Linked DNA regions of Homo sapiens: all the other regions are linked to region 4. Evidence: chromatin loops called from intact Hi-C (ENCODE). Cell type or tissue: GM12878. All regions are shown on one strand. Region 1 overlaps TOX2 (TOX high mobility group box family member 2). Region 2 overlaps TOX2 (TOX high mobility group box family member 2). Region 3 holds the start of LOC105372625 (a long non-coding RNA gene). Region 4 overlaps LOC101927200 (a long non-coding RNA gene).

What was found. Peaks named below come from ENCODE experiments on the same cell type or tissue, not always from the same donor. Only the 100,000 strongest peaks of a DNase experiment are listed, where the experiment ranks them.
Region 1: it touches region 4 in a loop (8-fold over the local background); 4 of 110 quality-filtered maps call a loop at or near these places.
Region 2: it touches region 4 in a loop (6-fold over the local background); 20 of 110 quality-filtered maps call a loop at or near these places.
Region 3: it touches region 4 in a loop (8-fold over the local background); 6 of 110 quality-filtered maps call a loop at or near these places.

The regions. Positions count from the first base shown.
Region 1 is chr20:44,000,426-44,002,925 of GRCh38, reverse strand. All of the region lies in intron 2 of TOX2 (TOX high mobility group box family member 2), which reads right to left. Among named protein-coding and RNA genes, the nearest start is that of TOX2, 87 kb to the right of the region's middle. In GM12878, no CTCF peak of the experiment used is centred here; a DNase peak (open chromatin) is centred at 1,075.
Region 2 is chr20:44,068,043-44,070,542 of GRCh38, reverse strand. TOX2 (TOX high mobility group box family member 2) reads right to left here. Exons shown (of 9, transcript NM_001098797.2): 9 at 927-1,893. The coding sequence ends at 1,857. Among named protein-coding and RNA genes, the nearest start is that of JPH2, 120 kb to the left of the region's middle. RefSeq lists an enhancer at 2,122-2,500. In GM12878, no CTCF peak of the experiment used is centred here; a DNase peak (open chromatin) is centred at 1,042; H3K4me3 peaks cover 967 bases; H3K27ac peaks cover 1,019 bases.
Region 3 is chr20:43,823,666-43,826,165 of GRCh38, reverse strand. LOC105372625 (a long non-coding RNA gene) reads left to right here and starts at 1,241. Exons shown (of 3, transcript XR_936740.4): 1 at 1,241-1,446; 2 at 1,961-2,088. RefSeq lists an enhancer at 438-547. In GM12878, no CTCF peak of the experiment used is centred here; DNase peaks (open chromatin) are centred at 333 and 985; H3K27ac peaks cover 384 bases.
Region 4 is chr20:43,750,446-43,752,945 of GRCh38, reverse strand. The region is part of intron 1 of LOC101927200 (a long non-coding RNA gene); the gene reads right to left. Among named protein-coding and RNA genes, the nearest start is that of GTSF1L, 25 kb to the right of the region's middle. RefSeq lists enhancers at 444-523, 1,024-1,093, 1,284-1,483. In GM12878, no CTCF peak of the experiment used is centred here; DNase peaks (open chromatin) are centred at 245 and 1,515; H3K4me3 peaks cover 1,367 bases; H3K27ac peaks cover 2,420 bases.

The sequences.
Region 1 (2,500 bases), 250 kb before region 4:
TGTTGGAGGTGGGGCTGAGCCAAAAGTGTTTGGGTCATGGGGCAGATCTTTCAGTAGTGGCTTGGGACCCTCCCTGTGGTAATGAGTGAGTTTTTGCTCTATTCATTCATGCAAGAGCTGGTTGTTTAAAGAGACTGGCACCTCTTCCCCTCTCTCTCTCTCATTCTCCTGCCGTGTGACATGCCTGCTCCCCCCTTCACCTTCTCCCAGGAGTAAAAGCTTCCTGAGGCCTCATCAAAAGCTGAGCAGATGTGGGTGCCATGCTGATACAGCCTGCAGAACCATGAGCCAATTAAACCTCTTTTCTTTGTAAAAGATCTAGTCTCAAGTATTCCTTTATAGCAATGCAAAACAGACTAAAACACCCTCTCTGTGCCTCAGTTTCCTCATGTGTGAGAAAGCAGGTAATGACAGTATGTATCTACAGGGCTGCTATAAAGAATAAATGAATCAATAACATGTAAGTTTCTCAGGGCAATGTTGAGCACACAGTGAGTGATGTCAGCGTTAGTTATTGCTATCCTTGCTGCCCTCATCTGGAGTTTCAGAGATGGTGGGGACTTCCCCAAGGACACAGAATAAGCAAACAGTAGCACACTGGGATATGGGGGACAGGGACACAAGCAAAAGGTAAGTAGAGTCAAAATGGTTGCAGGTGGTCATGAATATTATGATACTATGGGGGACACACACAAGGAATTGTATAGGGAGCATCAAAGGAGTAGAGTCTTGCCTTAGAATGGGCAGAGGGGTTGGGAAGGCTTCCTGGAGGTGGCGACTCTGAACTGGAAAGCTGGCAGTGGGACTCTACTTTCTGGGGTGATATGATATCTGTGGCTTATTGCCACCTAAAGGCAATCGGCCCCCAGCCCATCTTGGTGGTCAGGCTGAAGACACACATCACCCTGTGGTGCTCAGACCTGTGCTGTGTGAGTTAGGAACACTCATAAATGAGGATCCTGAGCCAGTGAGCTGCTGTTTACTTATTCTGTGTCTTTGGGGAAGTCCTTTAACTCTCTTGTCCTCAGTGCCTAGCACAGTGCACAGTAATGACTCATTACAACACAATAAATGGGCACGGGAAATGGGGGAATGTCCCAGGCTCTAGTTTCAAACCACAGCTCTCCTTCCCAGCATACTACACGCCCCTCAGCCACCTGCTGTTCATGTGTTTTGACCGACACCTCCCTCCCTGTCCCTCAGCACTGTTAAAATAGGTGCTGGCACAGAGCAGGTGCTGGCACAGAGAAGGTGCCCAGTGAATGCTAACTGACTGCTCAAGTCCATTCCTTTCAGTCAAAAAACAAAACTTCAATCCACTGGAACCGGCCCAATTGACCAGAAGCCTTTTGAAAAAATAAGCATATGCTGTATCAAAATATTGGAATCACACAATTATGACAATTCACTTAAAGAGGCAATTAGCACACTTAAAAATAACTAAGCACGCAAACATGAACATGCCTCTTCTGAATGCAATCAAATCCTACATGCATGACACTGAACACTAAACAACTTGTCCTGAGTACCTACTATGTGCCAGGCACTGAGCCCAGCATGTCCATGTACCTTCTCCATTTAGTTCATATGTGTTCTGTAGAGAAGTGATTATTATCTTCATTTTGCAGATGAGGGACATGGAGCTTAGAGAGTAGAGGTGTCACATAGCTAGTAGGTCCTGGTTGTGATTCAGACCCTGGTCTTGTGACTCCAAACCCAGCATTTTCCTACAGTAGAATTGGCCGTTCCATGGTGCCTAATTTTCTCTCTACCACTGGCATCCTCATGAAAATATAGAAAGAGATGCTAAGTCGTAAGAGCTTTGCCAGTTAAAAATATTAGTAAAATCTTACAGGAAATCTGCAAAGAGTTACCTCTTCATTTCCACTCGTTCTTTCTTAAACCCACTCCAATCATGTTTTCATCCCACTTCCACCAAAACTGCTTGGGAAGGTCATCAATGACCTCCATCTTCCTAAATCCAGTGGCCAATGCTCAGTCTTCATCTGGCCTTCATCTTGACCTTATCAGTGGAATTTGATATAATTAGTTCATCCTCCTCCCTGGGAACAAACTTCTTCACTTGGCTTCTGGGACACCAGAGATATTGGTCCTTCAACATCACAGGCCATTTCTTCTGTCCATGGCCAACATCACAGGCCATTCTGTATGTCCTTTGTTGGTTCCCATTCTTCTCCTTAATCTATTGATGATGACATTCCCAGAGCTCAGATCTTATACCCTCCTCTAAACACACTCACTCCCTGGTGCTCTCATCCAGACTCATGGCATTATGGACCATCTGTATGCTGCTGAGCTCCAGTTCTTACCACCGAGCCAGACCTTCCCCTGAAATGCTGACTCATATAGCCCACTGTTATTTGTCCTTCCCTTTGGATGTTAATTGATACCTCAAACAACTTAACACATTTAAGAGAGAACCTACCCCTCCCACAGTCTTCTCCACCTCAGCTAATGGCCACTCCATCCTTCTGGTTGC
Region 2 (2,500 bases), 320 kb before region 4:
TGCGTGGATCCCAGTGATGCTGTTTTCACAAACATGGAAGCAAGAGTTGAATATTAAACTGTCTAAGCCGTCGTGTTACTGACAAGCCCCACATAGAAAAGGAAATTGTAACCACATGAAATATTTATGCTGCACATTGCGGTGCTGCTGCTGACGGGACGGCAGGTGGCTGGTTTGGGGTTATTTTATTTTTCTAAAGTGGATTACAAAATGCCCTCCAGTGGGGAAACTGCACCCCACTCCTGGGCTGTCATCTGGAAGGAGGGGGTTTACCGTGATTGGAGAGTGAGAGGCTGGGAGAGCTGTCCTGAGTGTGGGGGCTCCTCTGTCTCGGTCCCGAGCCTGGCTGGGAGCGGGGGCACCTGTCCCCACCTCAAAATGGCTGCATCACAGGGTGCAAGAGTTGCAGCCTCCCACCAGGCAATTGGTATTTTTCCAGATGTAGTTAAAACAGTCAACTATTATTTGCCTTTTGTTGTTGTTTGCTGTCGTTGTTAGTATCACCATCTAACATCTGCTGGGAAATCTGGTTTAAAGAATTCCCTGTCTGGGATGCTTCCTACACTCAGGTTTGAAAAACCCCTTGGCCTCCTCCCTGGATTCCCACTGCTCACCTCCACAAGCCTGGGTGGCCCCATCCTCCAGAGGAAGGGCTCGCCACTGTCACCAGCTGATGCAAGTTCCTGTGTGGCGGCGTTCTTGCCCACACCCCTTCTCATCGTCGCAAGAGCCCTACGGGTCTGACCACTGTTACCCCCTTAGAGGGCAAGACTGAGGTCAGAGTGGTCCCATCACCCACACACAAACCCACATGGGCTGGTAAAGGTCAGGCAAGACTTTGACCCGTGTCCGTCTGGCCCGAGGGGCTCTATGCCACTTTAGGGGGTTCAACCCTGGCTCACCAAGGGCAAGGAGACACAGACTTGTTTTCAGCTTTTCAGAAGTTTTATTATAAAGAGATTTGAGAGAAGCACTGGGCACCAAGACAGACACTCGCCAGGGCCAGGAAACAGCTGCAAACGACGTCAAGAACCCAAACCCAAACGAAACCCCAAAACCACACACACGGTAGGATAAGCTGTAACTTCGTTCTCAAGGTTTCTTCATAAATAGACAAAAGTCGTCGCCGGCAATTTAAAATAGATGAATACATGATTAAAAGGAGAGCAGTGCTCCGGGGTGGCTAGCAAGCGTCCGGTCCTTGCTGTGAGGATGACGAAACGGTTTGGCAGCCGCTTTTGTGCGCGTCTCCCTTAAGATAAAACTTAAAAATGTGCTAAGGATCATATAAAATGCTTTTTACCTTAAAGGAAACTACTTTTTTCCCCCACAAAATAGTCTTACAGATGTCTTCAGCACAGTTCTAAAACACGTAGTCAACTACTTACACGGAACCAACAGTTTCTAGGTTTCGTAATCTTTTGTTCACACTGGAAAACCGATGTGCACATCTATGCCGGGGGCCGGCCCTCTGGCCCATGCATCTGGGGTGGGTGTCCGTTGGTAAGCGACCCCGCCAGGGGCGGCCCACCTGGGCTGGGGCTGGAGCTGGGGCCGGGTGTCCAGACATAGGGTACCGTGCGCAGGGCGAGGACAGGGTCCACAGTTACCCTGGAGCAAGCAGGTCAGCGGGCGGAAGGTTCCTGCAGGTTCTTTGGGCTGGTGGTGGGCAGTGGGCTGCCTCTGCAGAGTCTGGTGGGAGGTTGAGGAAGAGACTCAGCCCCCGGGCAATGGGTGTGTCACTGCTCTCTCCGATGGGCCACCCTGCCTCTGGCCAGGGCCTCTTTTCTGCTGTCAGCCCTTCAGGCTCTGAGCAGTGCCTTCCAGCGAGCCTCAGGGATGGTAGGGAGGCGGGATTAGGTGAGGTAGAGCGATTTGTCCCTGGGGAGCAGGCTGTGAGAGAGAGGAGGGGCTGTCAAAGCTGTTGGGTACCTCTCCGGGCCAGGGGAGCACCAGGACCCCTGCACTGTACGCCCCACCCCCACCCCTGGATTCAGCTGCCCCTCTGTGGCTGAATGAGGGACTTGCATCTGCAAGTCCCACCCCCACCCACCTCTACACCAAGCAGAACCAAACCCCTCCCGGAAACCCAGCAGGGGACCACCCGGTCCTCAGCTCTGGGTGAAAGGGCAGTAGCGTGTCTGTCTTTCATCGAGGCGCACGCCGATGTCACCATTGCTCTCACATGGGTTTTTAATCACAGGAATTTGTAAATCTCAAACTGAATTAAGGGAGGACAGGTGCTTTTTATGTTTTTAAAATACGGCCCTGCTGGGGTCTGACCTCCATGCTGGATGTGATGGGCAAGCCTCAGGAGGCTTGGACATTGTGTGACACTCCCCTACATACCCTAAGTATTCTGACTTTTGAGAAGGAAACTTAGGGACAGGAAAGGGCTGGGGTAGGAGGGTCTGCACCTGCTTGGGGTGCAGGGAAGGGATTCTTGCTGAGCTGAGTCCACCCACCCATGTAGAATCTCACTTCAGGCATGTCAGAAATG
Region 3 (2,500 bases), 73 kb before region 4:
GCCAAGCATTTAATTGACTTTTAAAAGAATAGCTACAGCAAGCTAATTAAATATTACGTTAGGATATGTGTTAATTGATATTTAATGAGGATGTCAATTGATGTCTAACTAGCCAATATGTCTCTTAAAATATGTCAATTAGGTACCCAAAGATCCTTTTCAAAGGGAATAGGAGTTAAACACATTTTGGATGTAATTTGTTAATTTTTCATAATAACAAATCACAACCCTCCCTGCTGACTTTCTCTGGATCGTAGAGCCATTTGTGAGCCACCTTGCCTGGTCTGGAAACAGGAAACACTGCCTGTTCCACATGAACACTCCCCGCAAATTTGCACATGTGGTAGCATAGAGAGAGAACTGCGCGTGCCCGAGGACTTTCCAGACCTCCCCTTTCCTTCCACCAATCATCCGCTAATCCCAGAATCTACCCCCTCAACCTTTTTTAATGAAATGACTGAAAGCCAGCACAGGGAGACAGATTTGAGCCGGACTCCTGTCTCCTTGTTAGTCGACTTAAAAAGCTTTTTGTTTCTCAAAAACCCAGTGTCATAGTATTGGCTTCTAGTGCATTGGGCAGCAAGCTCCTTTGGCTTGGTAACAAACACAATAGCCTAAGTGCCTCCATGAAAGTGATCTGGAATTCACTCCTGTAGCCAGGTCTGCTCCACCACCTATCACTCCCCAGGATGGAGGGAGAGTGCAGGGGGAGAGCAGGAAGTTTGAGGCAATGGCCTCAGTGAGCATGACCCTAATAACTCTAGGGCTACAGCATTTTAAGGTCCCACTGACACCACTGCAGGATAATCAAGTAAGACAGCTTCTAGAACAGCCTTTGTGCAGACCATGGATCACTGTAAGATGCTACCTGTCCTCACAAATAATTAGACAGCTCATGGTGTCATGAGAAAGGGCTAATCAGGTTTTCATGAGATCTCAGAGGAATGGGACAGAGTCAGAACAGCCATGTGGTCACGAGCATGGGTTTCAGAATCAGACAGGGCAAAGTTCAAGTTCTAGATCTTGCTAGCTAAATGCCCTTGAGCACCTTTCTCAACCTCTCAGAGGAAGCCGGAAAATAGACATTAAGTCAGTTTGTCCCACCCTCTCTGCTGGCAGAGGTCAGAGATAAAACAGAAGGGTGGCTTCAGCTTGCCCAATATCAAGTGAAGATCCCAATCAGCAAAGAGCTCAGCACTTAGGATCAATCAGCAAAGAGCCTGGCTCCTCTCGCTTCCAAGTAGAAGGGAAAACCATCAGCAGCTCCAGCCGCTGTTCTAGGAAATGGTTATTCAGTTACCAATAACAACAGTTGCTATGGAGACAGGCGGTCCAGCCCGCCAGCCTGGAATTGCTCTTAGGCCAGGGCCAGATTAGCCACCTCCACACCCTTTCCAAACCAAGTGGCAGCCTGAGCCCCAGTTCTCCTTCAATTACCTGATCAAGGTGTTTTTCCACTTGATTTTTCCTTCTTCTTCCTATAAGAAGGTCCCTCTATTTGAAAGTTAGTTGAGATACAGGGCAAAGGCATTGAAAGTCTTGTGGACTGTGCAATCCCTAAGTCTTTGTAAAGTCTGAGGACAGCTTATGTTGGGGTGGGGTGGTAAACGAAACAGCTGTGTTTTTGCTCAGGGCTGTAGCAGCACCAGTGAATCCAGAACCTCTTGAGAGGTCTGTGTTGGGGGTCAGGCTCCATGCAGAGGCCAGGGGCAGACTGGGATGTTTTCGGATGCACGGCTGGAGATAGCGCACCAGGAAGGATGGTGAGGGCCACACTTAGAGAGCACTCGGTTTCCCCAAGCCCTTCAATACTGCTCCTCTAGAATAGGTGGCTAAATTAGAAAATACATCAGAATGTTAGTGGTGAAAGGAACCAGAGATAAGTGCTCTTCACAGCGAAGAAACTGAAACCCTTCAAGGGGATGGGACTTAACCACAGTGACCCCAATCTCATACCCAGGAATCTCAACTCCCAGTGTGAGTTTTTCCCACCACAGCGTGAATCCAGGTTGTTCCTGCAATGTTATGCAATGTGAGTGGAGCTTTCTAACAATAAGAGCACCATCTATGGTCTGGCTGTCTGCTGAGGTAGGTAGTGAGTTCCCCGTCACTGGAGGTATACAAGCAGAGGTCAGATGACCTTTGGGCAGAGTGTTTTAGAGAGGGTTTCAGTCTTGGGAGGCAGTCAGGACTGGATGACCTCAGATCCTGCATTGTGTGGACTCCATTAATTCGACAGTGAATAGAGGTGTCTCCACTCATGATCCAGATCCAGTCCAAACAAATGATCCAGAATTGCTTCAAACAGCAGCATCCAGTTCAGCTATCTGTCCAGGAGCCTGCGCGAGGCCTGGCTAGAGGGCTACTCAAAAACCTACCAAAAGAGCACCCACATGTGAGAGATGGAGGCAGGGAGGAAAACAAGAGCTTTTCCTAAAGTCCCAGTGGGAAAAAGACACAGACAGAAGGCCAACCCAATAGTGCTCATGGTCTTATGTCA
Region 4 (2,500 bases):
CACAAGCACTTACATACTTGATGTCAGACATCCAAGGCAGGCGGTAGACGTGGGATGCTCAGGAGGATACGCCCCATGTGGCATCTGATCAAGTCTGGCTTAGGTGTAAGGACAACGTTCAGGACAAAAACTATGCCTTTCCCATTTTACCATTGAAGATGTCTTAGACAACCAATAAAGTGGACGGTGTAGGACCACAGCCCTGCACAGCGACGTTCTTGCATCACTCGGCTCAACCACAGGAAGTCTCACACCACTGAGTCTGACCACAGGAACGGGCAAATGAAAAGTCATGCAGCTATATGGGCAATGGAACTTCCCTGCCTCCAGTTCCTGGCCAGGAAGTGGGGGCTGGGTGGAGAAATCTGGAAGCTGCCTGCTTACCTACCAGGTCTCCACTCTGTTTTGCTATGAAGCCTCTAAGCCTTGATACCTGTTAATGGATGTATTTGTTGTGAGAAATAAATGAGATGGTGGGGTCAGTTTCCAAAGTTAACGACAGTTTGAATCAAACAGGCTTGGGCACACATGCCACCTCTGCCCCTTGCTCCCTGTGTGGCCTTGGGAAAATTACTTAGACCCTCTGCCCCTCAGAGGTGGGAATAATGTGAGAAGGAAATGAGTGCCTGCACTTGGCCCTCAGAAAGCCCCAATCCACGTTCAGCCCTGATACCAGCTTCACGAATGTTCCCTTGTAAGTCCCAGAGACAGGACTTCCTGAAGGGTCCAGGTGCCTTCAGGCCCCCTTGGGTCTGTGAGTACTGGACCACATGCATCCCCAGATTAGACCTCAAGGACTTGGAATCCCCACATCGGGCCACAGTGGATTTATGCATCTCCAGACAGGACCAAGGGACTCACGCATCCCCAGATTAAACCACTGACCCACAGGGCAAGGAACTAGGGTGGTTTGTTCTCAGTGGAGTCTGGAGAAGGAGATTTCGAGTCGCTAGACTTCATTGGTGGGGGCAGCAAATGGGGAGTGAAATAAACCAACACTCTTGGGGAACTCTAAAATGCTCAAAAGGAAACTAAAACCCAGGAGCTGAAGGTAACATCCAAAGTCACACCACCAGCAAAGGCCATAGAACAACAAAACTAGAGAAGTTCTTGGAGAGCATCTGGTCTAGCCCTTCATTTTCCAGATGAGGAAACTAAGGCCCAAAGAAAGGAGGAAGTTAACCTAAGCCACATGGTCCACTTGTGGCAAAGCCATCCCTCAGACTCAGATCCCAGATTTGAGGTCTGGCGTCCCCTCAATTCCCCAACACCAGCACCCACGTTGCACACCCTTCACCATCTAGCAGAGATCTCCCCAGGGCTGCCATGAGCTGCCCCATGACACTCCAAGGAGCTGGTACGAAACATTTTGTTTTGCACCTTGCCTGTGGTGACAGCTGCGTTAAACCGAATGTTCACAGTCATTATGCTCAGAAACTGAGCAAGAGTTCCATCTATTGGGGTTTCAGAATGAATCAGATTTCCAAACTCTCCTCTCTCCACCTCAGCGCATGTCTGTATATGGTAACCTTTCAAAAGTGAGTCTAATAATTAGTCATCTTGGCCTAGTTCAAGACAACAGTATGTTCTCCAATTTCACTTTGTTTTCAACAAGACAGCGATGCCAACGGTAATGTTCACTGTGGTTAAACACACTTCTCAGCTGGTCCCTGCAGGTGGCCAAGACAGCTCTGGTCCCCGCAGTTGCCCAGTGCTTCCCCACAGCTCTCTAACCAGGCTGTACCCTCTGCCCAGATCCACCCCCACCCCCAATATTGACACCAACTGTGTACCAGGCACTACATTAGATGCTTTGGGCTCATCATTACATGTTATCCTCTTTGCAAGATAGATGGTTCTCTTGTTGCCCCATTTGAAGATGGGAAATTTGAGAACCTGAGGGTACTGGTCCTTGTCTACTGCCCACACCCCAGGTCTAGCCAGTCCCTCTCTTCCTTCCTGCTCCAACCACACTCTTCTGCCAAGGCAGTGAGCTCATTTCCACCTCAGGGCCTTTGCACATGAGTTTCCTCTGTCTGAAACACTCTTCCCTCTGACTCCACCTGGTTCACTCCTTCTCACCCTCAGATCTCAATTCAAGCATAATTTCCTAAGGGAAGAATCCTTCACATCCTCAGGTTCCTAGAGCTCTTTTCATCCACACAGCACCCTATGAATCCCTCCTCCTTCAAGGCAGCTCCTATAAATTGTAATTTTATTTTAAATTTTTTGTAAAGATGGGGTCTTGCTATATCGCCCAGGCTGGTCTTGAACTCCTGGCCTCAAGCAACCCTCCCACCTTGGCCTCCCAAAGTGTTGCAATTACAAGTGTGAGCCACTGCGCTCAGCCTAACATGTAATTTTATATTTGAGGGATTATTTGCTGCTATCTGGCTCCTCCACACAGGCATGAATTCTAGGAGGGCAGGGACGCTGTCTGTGTTGCTCACCACTATATCTCCACACACAGAAGGGACACATGGTAAGGGTTTAGTTATCA